Linked DNA regions of Homo sapiens: region 1 is linked to region 2. A link is a contact called in ENCODE Hi-C or POLR2A ChIA-PET data. All regions are on one chromosome and are shown on one strand. Each heading gives the region's core, a stretch centred on a gene start or an enhancer-like site at or near the end of the contact. The rest is flanking DNA. Distances are from core to core; before and after follow the strand shown. Region 1 has its middle 21 kb from the start of BCAS1-AS1. Region 2 has its middle 140 kb from the start of ZNF217.

Region 1 (6,528 bases), core at 2,881-5,380, 160 kb before region 2:
GTTTCTGAAGGCTTCTTCCTGTCACCAGAATGTTCTGGATGTGTTATTCATAGCTTGAACTAGCTCTGTTTTTGTTTTTTATTTTGGGGGGTTTTTGGGGTTTTTTGTTGTTGTTGTTGAGGCGGAGTCTCACTCTGTCACCAGGCTGGAGTGCAGTGGCGAGATCTCAGCTCATTGCAACCTCCACCTCCCAGGTTCAAGCAATTCTCCTGCCTCAGCCTCCCAAGTAGCTGGGACTACAGGCACACGCCACCACGCCTGGCTAATTTTTGTATTTTTACTACAGACGGGGTTTCACCACGTTGGCCAGGATGGTCTTGATATCTTGACCTCGTGATCCACCCACCTTGGCCTCCCAAAGTGCTGGGATTACAGGTGTGAGCCACCAACGCCCAGCCCTAGCTATGTTTATTTGGTACCCTAAGTCTCTGATTTTTAATGTAAACTCCTGCACCAAGTAAAACTTGGAACAACCTTTCTGCAAAGCAATTTTATCACATACACTAAGGATGTTTTAAAGTTTGTACCCTTTGACTCAATAACCCTACTCTAGAATGAGCTGTCAGCCTGAGAACCCAATGAAATAATCAGAGATGTCATAAAACAATGTAAATATAAGGATGTTCATCATGGCATTATTTTAAATAAAGAAAGCAAAATCAATTTTTATGTAAAGAAATGGCTAAAAATAATTTCATTTCTTTCTGAAGCAATATTCTATAGGCATAAAAATGATGTGTTTGAAGAGTTTTTGATATCGTAAAACATTCATGAAGCAATGTTAAGTAAAAAAAAAAAACTATATATGGAATAATACCACATTTTAAAACCCTTATATTTTTCTGTGTGTGCATACATCATATATATGTTATAAATATATAGTAAATATATTAACTTTTAATTGTTTTATTCATTACTGTATGTCTAAAGTCTAGCCGAGATTTCTTAATCTTCTTAATCATGGCACTATTGACATTTGGGGCTGGATAATTCTCTGTCGTGAAGGCTGTTCTATGCATTGTAGGATGTTTAACAGCATCCTCAACTCTACCTACTAAATGCCAACTCTACCTACTAAATGCCAACTCTACCTACTAGCAGCTGGCTCTAGATGTGACAACCAAAATGTCTCCAGATATTGCTAAATCCCCTCGGGGGACAAAATTTCACCTTTGAAAACCACTGCCCTAGAACATCTAATAGAGGATCAATGATATTGTTGAATAATTCAACGAATTAGAAAACATACATGAAAATTCCAATTGTTATTTCTTTTTAATGTGATTACTTTCTTTTTAATACTTCACTGTATTTTTCCAAATTTGCCACCACAAGCATATGCAGGTCCCATTAATAATCCCTTACCTATAATTCCAAAATCCACACAGTTCATTCGCCAGCAAAATATGGATTCTTCTGAGTTTCCATGAAGTCTTTAATGTTCTCAGGTGGTGTGACTATCCATACATTTCTCTGAAGAGGTATTCATGTATTATTTGACATTTAGTGTAAACAAAATGCATCTAAAAGCGCAAAAAATTTGGCTTACAAAATGCATCTGGCCCCTGGGTCGGGGATACAGGATTGTGGGCCTGTATTATTTTTATAATCAGGGGGATAGGAAGGTGAAAATTATAACGATACTCTCCTACTCAACAGAAGACAATCAATTAAGAAGGTATGTATACAGTAAACATCCACCTAGAACATTCTCTTCAAAAAGTAAATTATGGAAAAAGGCCAGGCGCGGTGGCTCACGCCTATAATACCAGCACTTTGGGAGGCCAAGATGGGCAAATTACTTGAGGTTAGGAGTTCAAGACCAGCCTGGTCAACATGGTGAAACCCCGTTTCTACAAAAATAATAAAATTAGCTTGGCATGGTGGTGTCTGCCTGTAATCCAAGCTACTTGGGAGGCTGAGGCAGGAGAATTGTTTGAACCCTGGAGGTGGAGGTTGCAGTGAGCCGAGATCACGCCACTGCACTCCAGCCTGGGTGACAGAGCAAGACTCCATCTCAAAAAAAAAAAAAAAAATTATAGGAAAAAAATAAATTATGGACAAGTTTAGTCATCTTATTTTATAGGAATAAGAATGAGGAAACAGATGCTTGGAGAAGTTCAGACCAGAACTCCTGCAAGCTAACGAATATGGATGTGGGGTGTGGATCTTGGGTCTGTGTGGTTGTTGTGTCTCCCATCTGAACCATCACACACAACCGCTTTCCTGTTTTGTTGACACACAGTGCAGTGTCTTGCATAGCTAGACACCAATTATGTTGGTTAGGTGAATGAACGAATGAGCACCTTCCTGCCACAAAGTTAATTCCTTAGAAGGCTCACGTCATCTGAATTCCATCTTATAATAAAAAAGAAATCAAGCAAGGTAGGGCCAGGCAGGGGCTAAATAAGAGCCTGAGGCAGACAGATAAGTCTTCAGTTGCAGAGTTGAAACTGTCACCGGTGATGATATAAACAGTTGTACCATCTGTGTGATGCCTTTATCAGGTTGGGGGACAGGCTCTGGAACCAGACCCCTTAGGTTCCAATTCAGGTTCAGCACTTACTGGATGCAAGTTAATTAAAGGTTCTGTACCTCAACATCCTTATTTGTAAAATGGGAATAATACTAAGACTTCCATTATACGTCTATGATGAGGATGAGATGAGTTGATACAGAAAAAGTACTTCCAGGAGTCTCTGGCCCACGGCAAGCACCAGTAAGTAGCCTCTCCTCTTTATCCCCAGTGCATCTTCTTCATCGTTAGTTAATTCGGCTGCTCTCAGCCCCCATGAAGTGGCTAGCACAGAGAGGCAGGACTGCAGGATGTCAAGGCTTCATGTTCAGATGGTCTTGGGTTCGCACTCCTTGCAGTGACAAGCTGTGTGACAGAACAAAACTACCTCTTTGTGCCTCGGTGGCCTCATAGATACCACCTCAATAATACCACATCATTATGGAAACTTTATGAAGGCTATATTAACGAATGGGTGCAAAATGCTCAGCTCAGTCATTTCTCAATAATAATGACTCTTTTTATAAACATCCTCACTCTTTTTTTTTTTTTTTTTTTTGAGACAGGGTCTTGCTCTGTTGCCGAGGCTGGAGTGCAGTGGTGTGGTCACAGCTCACTGCAGTCTCAACTTCCTGGGCTCAAGTGATCTTCCTGCCTCAGCCTCCTCAATAGCTAAGACTACAGGCACACACCACCATGCCTGGCTAAATTTTTTGTAGAGATGGAGATCTTGATTTGTTGCCCAGGCTGATCTCAAACTCCTGGCCTCAAGAGATTCTCCCGCCTTGGCTTCCCAAAGTGCTGAGATTACAGGTGTGAGACACTGTGCACAGTGAAACAGCCCCATTCTAATGATGAGAAACTGAGAAGCAAAAAGGTTAAGGATTAAGAACCTAAAGATGCAGAAATCCAGCCAGCGTGTTGGCTCACGCCTTGTAGTCCCAGCTACTAGGGAGATTGAGGCAGGAAGATAGCTTGAGTGCAGGACATTCAGGCAGCAGTGCGCCATGATGGCACCATTGCACTCCAGCCTGGGTGACAGAGCCAGACCCCATTTCTAAAACAAAAAAAAAATCAAATAACTAAAGATACAGAATTTTCAGCTTTTTCTGCAAGAGTGGTGCACCCTGAAGTATGTTATACCAAACACTGGTGGGATACAGAAGGGTATTCAGAGAGCTATCGGCAACATTATGTATTACTTTTTTTTCTTTTTTTTTTTTTTGTGGTGGAGTCTCGCTCTGTTGCCCAGGCTGGAGTGCAGTGATGCGATCTTGGCTCACTGCAACCTCTGCCTCGTGGGTTCAAGCAATTCTTCTGCTTCAGCCTCCCGAGTAGCTGGGATTACAGACGCACGCCACCACGCCCGGCTAATTTTGGTATTTTTAGTAGAGACGAGGTTTCACCATGTTGGCCAGGCTGATCTCAAACTCCTGACTTCAGGTGATCCGCTCGCCTCGGCCTCCCAAAGTGCTGGGGTTACGGGCATGAGCCACTGCACCTGGCTGTATTACTTTTAATAGTTGTGTATTTTCATGAACACATATATACTTAAGGGTGGAGGGTGGGGTGGGGAGAGGATGGAAAAACTACCTATTCGTACTATACTTATTACCTGGGTGGCAAAATAATCTGTACACCAAAACCCCATGACACACAATTTACCTATATAACAAACCCGCACGTGTACCCCTGAACCTAAAAAAAAAGTTTAAAAAAAGCATTCTTTAAAAAAAAAAACGGTATGTATTTTTTTCACAGTTTCTATCTGTGGCAAGAAAATCAGCCTCCCATTTACCATAGTGACATAAAGTTTCCTTTTTATGTCAGTGTAGTCAATATCCAAATAATGAAAGAAAAATCTTAAGTCAACACTAAACAAGGCAGCAAGAGATATGGCAAAAATCATGAAGTTCATATGTGAGCAGCGGCATGAGAGACACTGTGGTAGACCACATCTGGTGATTCAAATCGCCCAGCAAGATGGTCAAGGGGCCCCTTCAAGGGTTGCAGACAGTGACAGTCTTGTGATTCACTCCCACGTTCTTCATAAGTGAATCTTTCCTTTCTCTGGGTACACATTGACCTATTCCTTCATGAATTTCTTAACCACAAATTAGAACCATGTTATGACCGTCTTGGTCTCCAATTTTTCATCTTTCCTAACTTCCCCCTTGATGTCATTAACTGGTGTGTGTGTGTGTGTGTGTGTGTGTGTGTGTGTGTGTGTAAAAGACAGAGAAAGAAAGGCTGAGGGAGAGAGGGAGAGATGCTTGTGAACAAAGACCATACATGCCTCTCTTGTTCACACCACCTGCTTCAATAATGGACATGTGGGAGTGGCTTAATAGTGATCGTTTACCGTGTGCTATGCATGCATGATTGTTTCTAATCCACCCAGCACTTGGCAAGGCAGATAGTATCACACTACGATTTTTACAAATGAGGAGGAACTTGAGGCTTACAGGGGTGAGGTGGACCCAAGTGGAAGCAGCTAATGTGACAATATTAGAAGTTGAACCTGGGTAGCCTAAACTTAGAGCCTAGATCTAAACCCTTACCCCATTGTCACCCACTTTAAAAGATGCCAGGGAGAGGAGGGGAGGGGAGGGGAAGGGAGAGGGGAGGGGAAGGGAGGGGGAGGAGAAGGGAGGGGAAGGGAGGGGGAGGAGAAGGGAGGGGAAGGGAGGGGAGGGGAGGGGAGGGGAGGGGAGGGAAAGAGAAGGGGAAAGGGAAAGGGGAGATAGAGGCAACAATATTATTTTTATTTTTTATTTTTTTGAGACAGAGTCTTGCCCTGTCACCCAGGCTGGAGTGCAGTGGCACAATCACAGCTCACTGCAACCTCTGCCTCCTGGGTTCAAGTGATTCTCCTGCCTCAGCCTCCCAAGTAGCTGGGATTACAGGTACCCACCACCATACCCAGCTAATTTTTGTATTTTTAGTAGAGATGAGATTTCACCATGTTGGCCAGGCTGGTCTTGAACTACTGACCTTAGGTGATCTGCCCACCTCAGCCTGCCAAAGTGCTGGGATTACAGGCATGAGCCACTGCGCCAGGCCAATAATATTGTTTTTAAGCTACCTAACTAAACTTCCATGTCTTGGGTTCTCTTTTGCACTAAGCATTGGACAGACATCATCTCTATTCCTCATCTAAAATCTCTGCTCAGAGGAAGCTTGACTTGGAGACAGGGTAGAGGTTTGCTATTTAGTCATTTGCTGTCAGGACGGAAGTCGTTAAAGTCAGGCAAGCTATAGTTCCAATCTTGAATCTGCCATCTAAAAGCCGAGTAACCTTGGGCTCATTATTTATACTGCCCAGGCCTCGGTTTCCCCATCTATAATAGGGATGATGATGCCTACTCCATCAGGTCCTACAGGGATCAGATGATATCATGTGTCTCCTGTGCCTGCTTCATAGCATGTTCTTGGTGTATGGTTGCTGTAATTATTGCTGTTGCTGTTACCATTATCCACACACCTTATAAGTCTTGGAACCAAACTATCAACCTAGGGCCATTTTAAGAGAGTAAGGAGCTTATGAGTTAAAGTTGGACTTGAACATCAGGGAGTGCAATCAGCAGAACAATGGCTCTCTAAAAATATCCACATCCTAATTCCCAAAACCTATGACTGTGTTCCCTTGCATGGCAAGAGGGAATTAAGATTGTAAACAGAATTAGCTTGACTCATCAGCTAACCTTAAAATAAGGAGTTCAGCTTGGATTATCCAAGTGGCCCAGTGTAATCTCATAGGTCCTTAAAAGTGGAAGAAGAAGACAGTCAAGTAGTCAGAAAGAAATGTGACTCTAGAAGAAAGGCACAGAGAGAGCCAACGCTGCTGGCTTTCAGTGGAGAAGAGGCCATGAGCCAAGGAATGTGGGCAGCCTCTAAGGCTGGAAAAGGCAAGGAAACAGATTCTCCTCTTGTACATCCAGAAGGAACTGGCAAAACCTTGATTTTAGCTGCATGAGACTTGTGTTGGACTTCTGACCTCTGGAACTGTAAGC
Region 2 (6,426 bases), core at 3,145-5,644:
CTCCCAAAGTGCTGGGATTATAGGCGTGAGCCACCGCTCCTGGTGATCTGTGTCTTCATATAAGAACACCAGTCCCATTGGATTAGGAACCCACTCTACGGTATGACCGCATCTTCACTAATTACATGTGCAATGACCCTGTTTCCAAATAAGGTCCTACTCAGAAATACTGGCAGATAGGGCTCTACTTCATCTTTTTGGAGGGACACATTCCAACTCATGACAGGCTTTGAGATGCTCTTCAGCTAGGCCCATGTCTCCCACTCTGGCTTTCTCTTCTGTCACCCTTTGCCCTATTTTTTGATTCTATGCGCACAGCCCTGTTTCAAATGGTCCAGGTTGCCTCTTGCCACAGGATTTTGCTCAAATGTTTTACATTTCCCCCTGCTTGGAATATTTTCCCCTTCCTCACTCCAACCTCTATTCTCATTTCACCTCTAGATCTTGGCTCCCTTGTCCGAAGGGGACGCCTTTCTTAAATGACTCTGCCCCCCAACAAAGTCAAATTCCTTTAATTCCACAAAATTTTATAACACCACTTCTTGTTTGCTAGTCTTGTCATGGGTGTAGCTTTGCATTTATCTGCTTGTTGGATGACTGTCTTCTACTCCACAACACTAAAAATTCCTGGAAGGCAAGAACAGTGTCTATTTTTTTTTTTTTTTTGAGATGGAGTTTCACTCTTGTTGCCCAGGCTGGAGTGCAATGGCGCAATCTCGGCTCACCGCAACCTCCGCCTTCCAGGTTCAAGCGATTCTCTTGCCTCAGCCTCCCAAGTAGCTGGGATTACAGGCATGTGCCACCACGCGAGGCTAACTTTTGTATTTTCAGTAGAGTGTACCAATACTATAGGATGGGTTCCTAATCCAATGGGACTGGTGCCCTTATAAGAAGACACAGATCCACAGGGAGAAAGCCATGTGACAACAGAAGAAGACATTGGAGTGAACTAGCTGCAAGGAATGTCAAGGATTGATGACCAAGTAGGGCGGGGTTTCTCCATGTTGGTCAGACTGGTCTCAAACTCCTGACCTCAGGCAATCCGCCTGCCTCGGCCTCCCAAAATGCTGGGATTATAGGTGTGAGCCAAGGAGCCCGGTCAACAGTGTCCATTTTTGCTCACCATTTTATTTATCTTCATCTCTTAGCACAGTACATAGCATCTACTGGGCACTTAATAATATTGTTGGATAGAGAGATGAATGAATGAGTGAATGAATAAATGACACATAGATTTTTCTTACATTCAGTTCATAAATATAATTCATGACTTGCAGGTAAGGAAGGCAGAAGATTATTATATACAGGGTCAGTTTCCATAAATACTAATCACACATTCAAGAATCTTGGCCAGGAGGGGTGGCTCATACCTGTAATCCCAGCACTTTGGGAGGGCAAGGTGGGTGGATCACCTAGATCAAAAGTTCAAGACCAACCTGGCCAACATGGTGAAACCCCGTCTCTACTAAAAATACAAAACTTAGCTGGGCATGGTGGCAGGTGCCTGTAAACCCAGCTACTCAGGAGGCTGAAGCAGGAGAATTGCTTGAACCCGGAAGGGGGAGGTTGCAGTGAGTCGAGATCACACCACTACACTCCAGTCTGGGTGACAAGCGTGAAACTCCGTCTGAAAAAAAAAAAAAGAAATTGTGTCGATGGTTTTTACAAGAGGCATTTTTTAAAAAATTGATAATTTTTACAAGAGGCATTTAAAAAAAAGAACTTTTGCCAATTGGGACTTCTCAAAGGAATATGACTTATCTGGGAGCAGTTAGGGCAAACTCATGAAGTAGCTGTGTATCAAAAGCAGGACTAATTTGTAACTTACACCTAAACGTGTGAGAAAATACTCAGCTTCTTAGCTTCTAAATATCTATTGTCATATATCAATAAGAATTTGCAAGATTCCTCCCTGCTGGAACTAACACTAAAGTTGAGCTTCAGGTGCCTTTGTCAGTCCATTCCTGCTCTACGATAAAATGCCACAGACCAGGTAATTTATAAATAATTGAAATGTATTTTTCACAGTTCTGGAGGCTGGGATGTCCAAGATCAAGGCACCAGCAGACTGATTGTCTAGTAAGGACTTCCTGTGCTTCCAAAATGGAGCATTGCTGTTGCGTCCCCTAAATGGAATGAACACAGGGTCCTCACATGGCAGAAGAGTAGGAGAGAAAAACTCTCCTCCTCAAGCCCTTCTATAAGGGCACTAATTCCATCCACAAGGGCAGAGTCCTCACGGCCTAATCACCTCCCAAGGGCCCCAGCTCTTAATACTATCATTTAGGGATTAAGTTCCTACATATTATATATATATACACACACACACATATATGAACACACATATATACATATATATACATATATACACACATATATACATATATACGCGCACACACACACACACACACACACATATTTTTTTTTAGATGGAGTCTCGCTCTGTCGCCCAGGCTAGAGTGCAGTGGCGTGATCTCGGCTCACTGCAACATTCATCTCCTGGGTTCAAGCGATTCTCCTGCCTCAGCCTCCCAAGTAGCTGGGGTTAAAGGCGCCTGCCACCATGCCTGGCTAATTTTTGTATTTTTAATAGAGACGGGGTTTCACTATCTTGGCCACGCTGGTCTAAAACTCCTGACCTCATGATCCACCCACCTTGGCCTCCCAAAGTGCTGGGATTACAGGCATGAGCCACTGCGCCCGGCCTCCTACATATAAATTTTAAAGGGAATGTGTTCAAACTGCAGCAGATCAAAGCATGATGTAGGCTGATTTAAACAAAACAAAACAAAACATAGCAGTGAGCAACTGTCCCAGTTTTTCCTGGACTGAGGGGTTTCCTTGGACACAGGACTTTCAGTACTAAAATGTAAAAATCCCAGACAAACTGGGACAAGCTGGTCAAACCTAGTTGAGTTTGAATTTGATATTTAACACTTTCAACATCTTAATGACATTTAAGATGTGAAAATAGAATGTATTTTTCATACTCCTCGTCACTGGGACACTATATTTCTTCACTGACAACTTTTAATGGCCAAGGATCTTATCACTAATGAAAAAGGGAACAGGCTGGGCGAGGTAGCTCACGCCTGCAATCCCAGCATTTTGGGAGGCCGAGGCAGGCAGATCACCTGAGGTTTAGGTGGGAGGATTGCTTGAGCCTGGGAGTTCAAGTCCAGCCTGGGCAACATGGTGAGACCTCATCTCTTAAAAATTAAAAATCAACTACAACAAAAAAGAGGGAGGTAGTAGGACCTATTTCACGGAATCATTATAACTATAAGAAGAGTTATGTTTGGCCGGGTGTGGTGGCTCACGCCTATAATCCCAGCACTTTGGGAGGCTGAGGCGGGTGGATCACGAGGTCAGGAGTTCGAGACCAGCCTGACCAACATGGTGAAACCCTGTGTCTACTAAAAATACAAAAATTAGCCGGGCATGGTGGCATGTGCCTGTAGTCCCAGCTACTTGGGAGGCTGAGGCAGGAAAATCGCTTGAGCCCGGGAGGCAGAGGTTGCAGTGAGCCGAGATCGCACCACCGCACTCCAGCCTGGCAGACCGAGACTCTATCTCAAAAAAAAAAAAAAGAAAAAGAAAAAGGGAACAGAACATGGGCATGTATTTTGCATAAAAGATAGATTTAACTTAAACCTTTACATTAAACATTCTCAATATCTATCCATTTCACTCAATTATTTGCAATATTTGTCTGATATAGTGAAAGTCAGTGTATCCATTAGTTATGCCACATAACAAACCACTCCAACATTTAGTGGCTAAAAACAACCATTTGTTTAGCTCGTGACTTTATAGGTGGGCTGAGAGGTTCTTCCTTTCTGGGCCAGCTCATATGATCACTGCTGGGTATTCCCAGGTGTCTGTGGTCAGCTGGTGGCTAGATGATCCTAAGACGGCTTCCTGTCTATGTGTGGAGGTTGGGGGCCATCACCTGGGTAACAAGAGCAACTGGGTCACATGTCTGGACGTCATCATCCAACAGGCTAGCTCCTTCACATGAAGTTATAGGGTTCCCAGGAGAAGTAAGAAGGCAAACCCCAAGGTACAAGTACTTTTTTTTTGAGACAGGGTCTCACTTTGTCACTTATGCTGGAGTGCAGTGATGCAATCTCAGCTCACTGCAACCTCCGCTTCCTGGGCTCAAGGGATTCTCCTGCCTCATTCTCCCAAGTAGTTGGGATTACAGGCACCTGCCACCATGCCCAGCTAATTTTTGTATTTTTGGTAGAGATGGGGTTTCACCATGTTGGCCAGGCCGGTCTTGAACTCCTGACCTCGAGTGATCCACCCACCTCGGCCTCCCAAAGTGCTGGGATTACAGGCGTGAGCCACCACGCCCGGCAGAGCTTACTTTGACAGTAAAAATTCCCAAAGAGCAAAGTACTGCTTACAAGTACTTTGGAAGCCTCTGTTTCCCCCAACATTTGCTAATGACATATTGGCCAAAACAAATCACATGGCTCAGCCCAGATTCAAAGGGTAAAAAAGTGACTCTGGCTGGGCGCAGTGGCTCATGGCTGTAATCCCAGCACTTTGGGAGGCTGAGGCGGGCAGATCACCTGAGGTCGGGAGTTCAAGACCAGCCTGGCCAACATGGAGAAACCCCGTCTCTACTAAAAATACAAAAAATTAGCTGGGCGTGGTGGTGGGTGCCTGTAGTCCCAGCTACTCAGGAGGCTGAGGCAGGAGAATGGCATGAACCTGGGAGGCAGAGCTTGCAGTGAGCCGAGATCGTGCCACTGCACTCCAACCTGGGTGACAGAGCGAGACACTGTCTCAAAAAAAAAAAAAAAGTGACCCCACTTCTTCATGGGAGGGTCTACAAAGATACACTGCACATAGAGATGGGAAAAATTCTTTAGATCTACCTCAGGTGGCATAGAGAATTTCCTTTTTTCTTTTGGGCAATATTCAATTATTAAAGTCACTCAACTTTTTGAATTTCCGTTTTCTTATAAAATTATGAGGAAGATGACAACTAAATTTGAAGCTGTATTTAAGAATGAAAAGCAATATGCCAAAAGTGTAAAGCACATAACCAGACACATAGCAAACAGTGACCATTAGTTCTCCCTCTCTCTCTCTCTCTAGCTCTCACTCTCTCCCTTACACACACATACACACACACACACACACACACCCCAATACAAAGCATTACATATAGTTGTTCAAACCAGTCTTTGGTATCCAATAGATCTGGGTTTGAATTCCAGGTCTGCTGGTGACTAGTTTTAAGATGTTGAACAAGTTATGTTCATTTCTCTGGAACCTTAGTTTTCTCATCTGGAAAATGAAAATAATGAGGTCTGAATTCCAAAATGCCTGACTGCTGGTTTTAATTACTTTCTTCTATCTGCCCTCTGTCTTCTCCTATTATTTTTTTTCTCCTTATCTAATATAACTCCATTGCATATGTTGCAGTTAGGAATCCTTGCAGCAGGAATTCACTGCTTATCCGACTAACAATAGCTTAAGCAAGAAACACCTTTCATTACCTCACACGGCAAGAAGACTGAAGGAACCATGTGGTATAGACCTGATCTCCTTCTCTGCTCTACCCTTGTTCACAGGTTGACTTTTCTTCTCCATGCTTGTCACCTCATACTTAGACCAATCCTAATTCTTTGGGTCTGAATATTTTCTCACTTGAAACAAAATTGGGGTTTTCTTATGCTGCGTGAGGTGGCTCACGTCTGTAGTCCCAGCTACTCAGGAGGCTGAGGCAGGAGGATGGCTTGAGTCCAAGAGTCTGAGTCCAGCCTGGGCAACATAACTAGATTCTGCCTCTAAATAAATAAATAAATATGGACACAGAGTGTGGCATAATAGACTGGGGGCTCAGATGGGTGAGGGGAGTGGGGGCGATGAGAGATGATAAATTATTTAATGAGTTTAATGTGTTCAGGCATGGTGCTCGCGCCTGTAATTCCAGCACCTTGGGAGGCTGAGGTGGGAGGATCACTTGATCCTAGGAGTTGGAGACCAGCCTGGGCAACATGGCAAGACCCTGTCTCTAAAAAAAATTATTAAAAAAATTAATAAGTTTAATGTACATTATTCAGGTTATGGCTACACCACAAGTCCAGACTTCACCATTATGCAATATATCCATGCAACAAAACTGCACTTGTTTTGTTTTGTTTTGTTTTGTTTTGTTTTGTTTTGTTTTGTTTTGTGAGACAGAGTCTCTGTCCCCCAGGCTGGAGTGCAATGGCGCAATCTCAACTCACTGCAACCTCCGCCTCCCAGGGTCAAGCAATTCTCGTGCCTCAGCATCCCAAGTAGCTGGGATTACAGGCACCCACCACCACGCCTGGCTAATTTTTGTGTTTTTAGTAGAGACAAGGATTCATCATGTTGGCCAGGCTGGTCTCCAACTCCTGACCTCAACTGATCCACCTGCTT

The links. Hi-C counts contacts between places; a loop is a spot of excess contacts on that map. ChIA-PET counts read pairs that join two places held with the same protein, here RNA polymerase II (POLR2A). Pooled maps may share reads with other maps.
Region 1: a loop to region 2 is called in a map with no recorded cell type, with 7 times the contacts of the local background. The contact joins two enhancer-like sites. A Hi-C loop is called at or near these places in 5 of 37 single-sample maps with no recorded cell type and 5 of 50 pooled maps. POLR2A ChIA-PET finds 5 or more read pairs at or near these places in 9 of 52 experiments (AG04449, AG04450, GM12878 and 6 more).

What each region holds. Positions count from the first base shown.
Region 1 is chr20:53,891,438-53,897,965 of GRCh38, reverse strand. No RefSeq gene overlaps it. Among named protein-coding and RNA genes, the nearest start is that of BCAS1-AS1, 21 kb to the left of the region's middle. Within about 2 kb of position 4,130, at least 7 of the 41 ENCODE cell types and tissues checked have a DNase peak (open chromatin) inside an H3K27ac peak, as active enhancers do; they include GM12878 and OCI-LY7, where a contact is called at or near this core.
Region 2 is chr20:53,727,257-53,733,682 of GRCh38, reverse strand. No RefSeq gene overlaps it. Among named protein-coding and RNA genes, the nearest start is that of ZNF217, 140 kb to the right of the region's middle. RefSeq lists enhancers at 3,801-3,900, 4,181-4,230, 4,631-5,131. Within about 2 kb of position 4,394, at least 4 of the 41 ENCODE cell types and tissues checked have a DNase peak (open chromatin) inside an H3K27ac peak, as active enhancers do; they include GM12878 and OCI-LY7, where a contact is called at or near this core.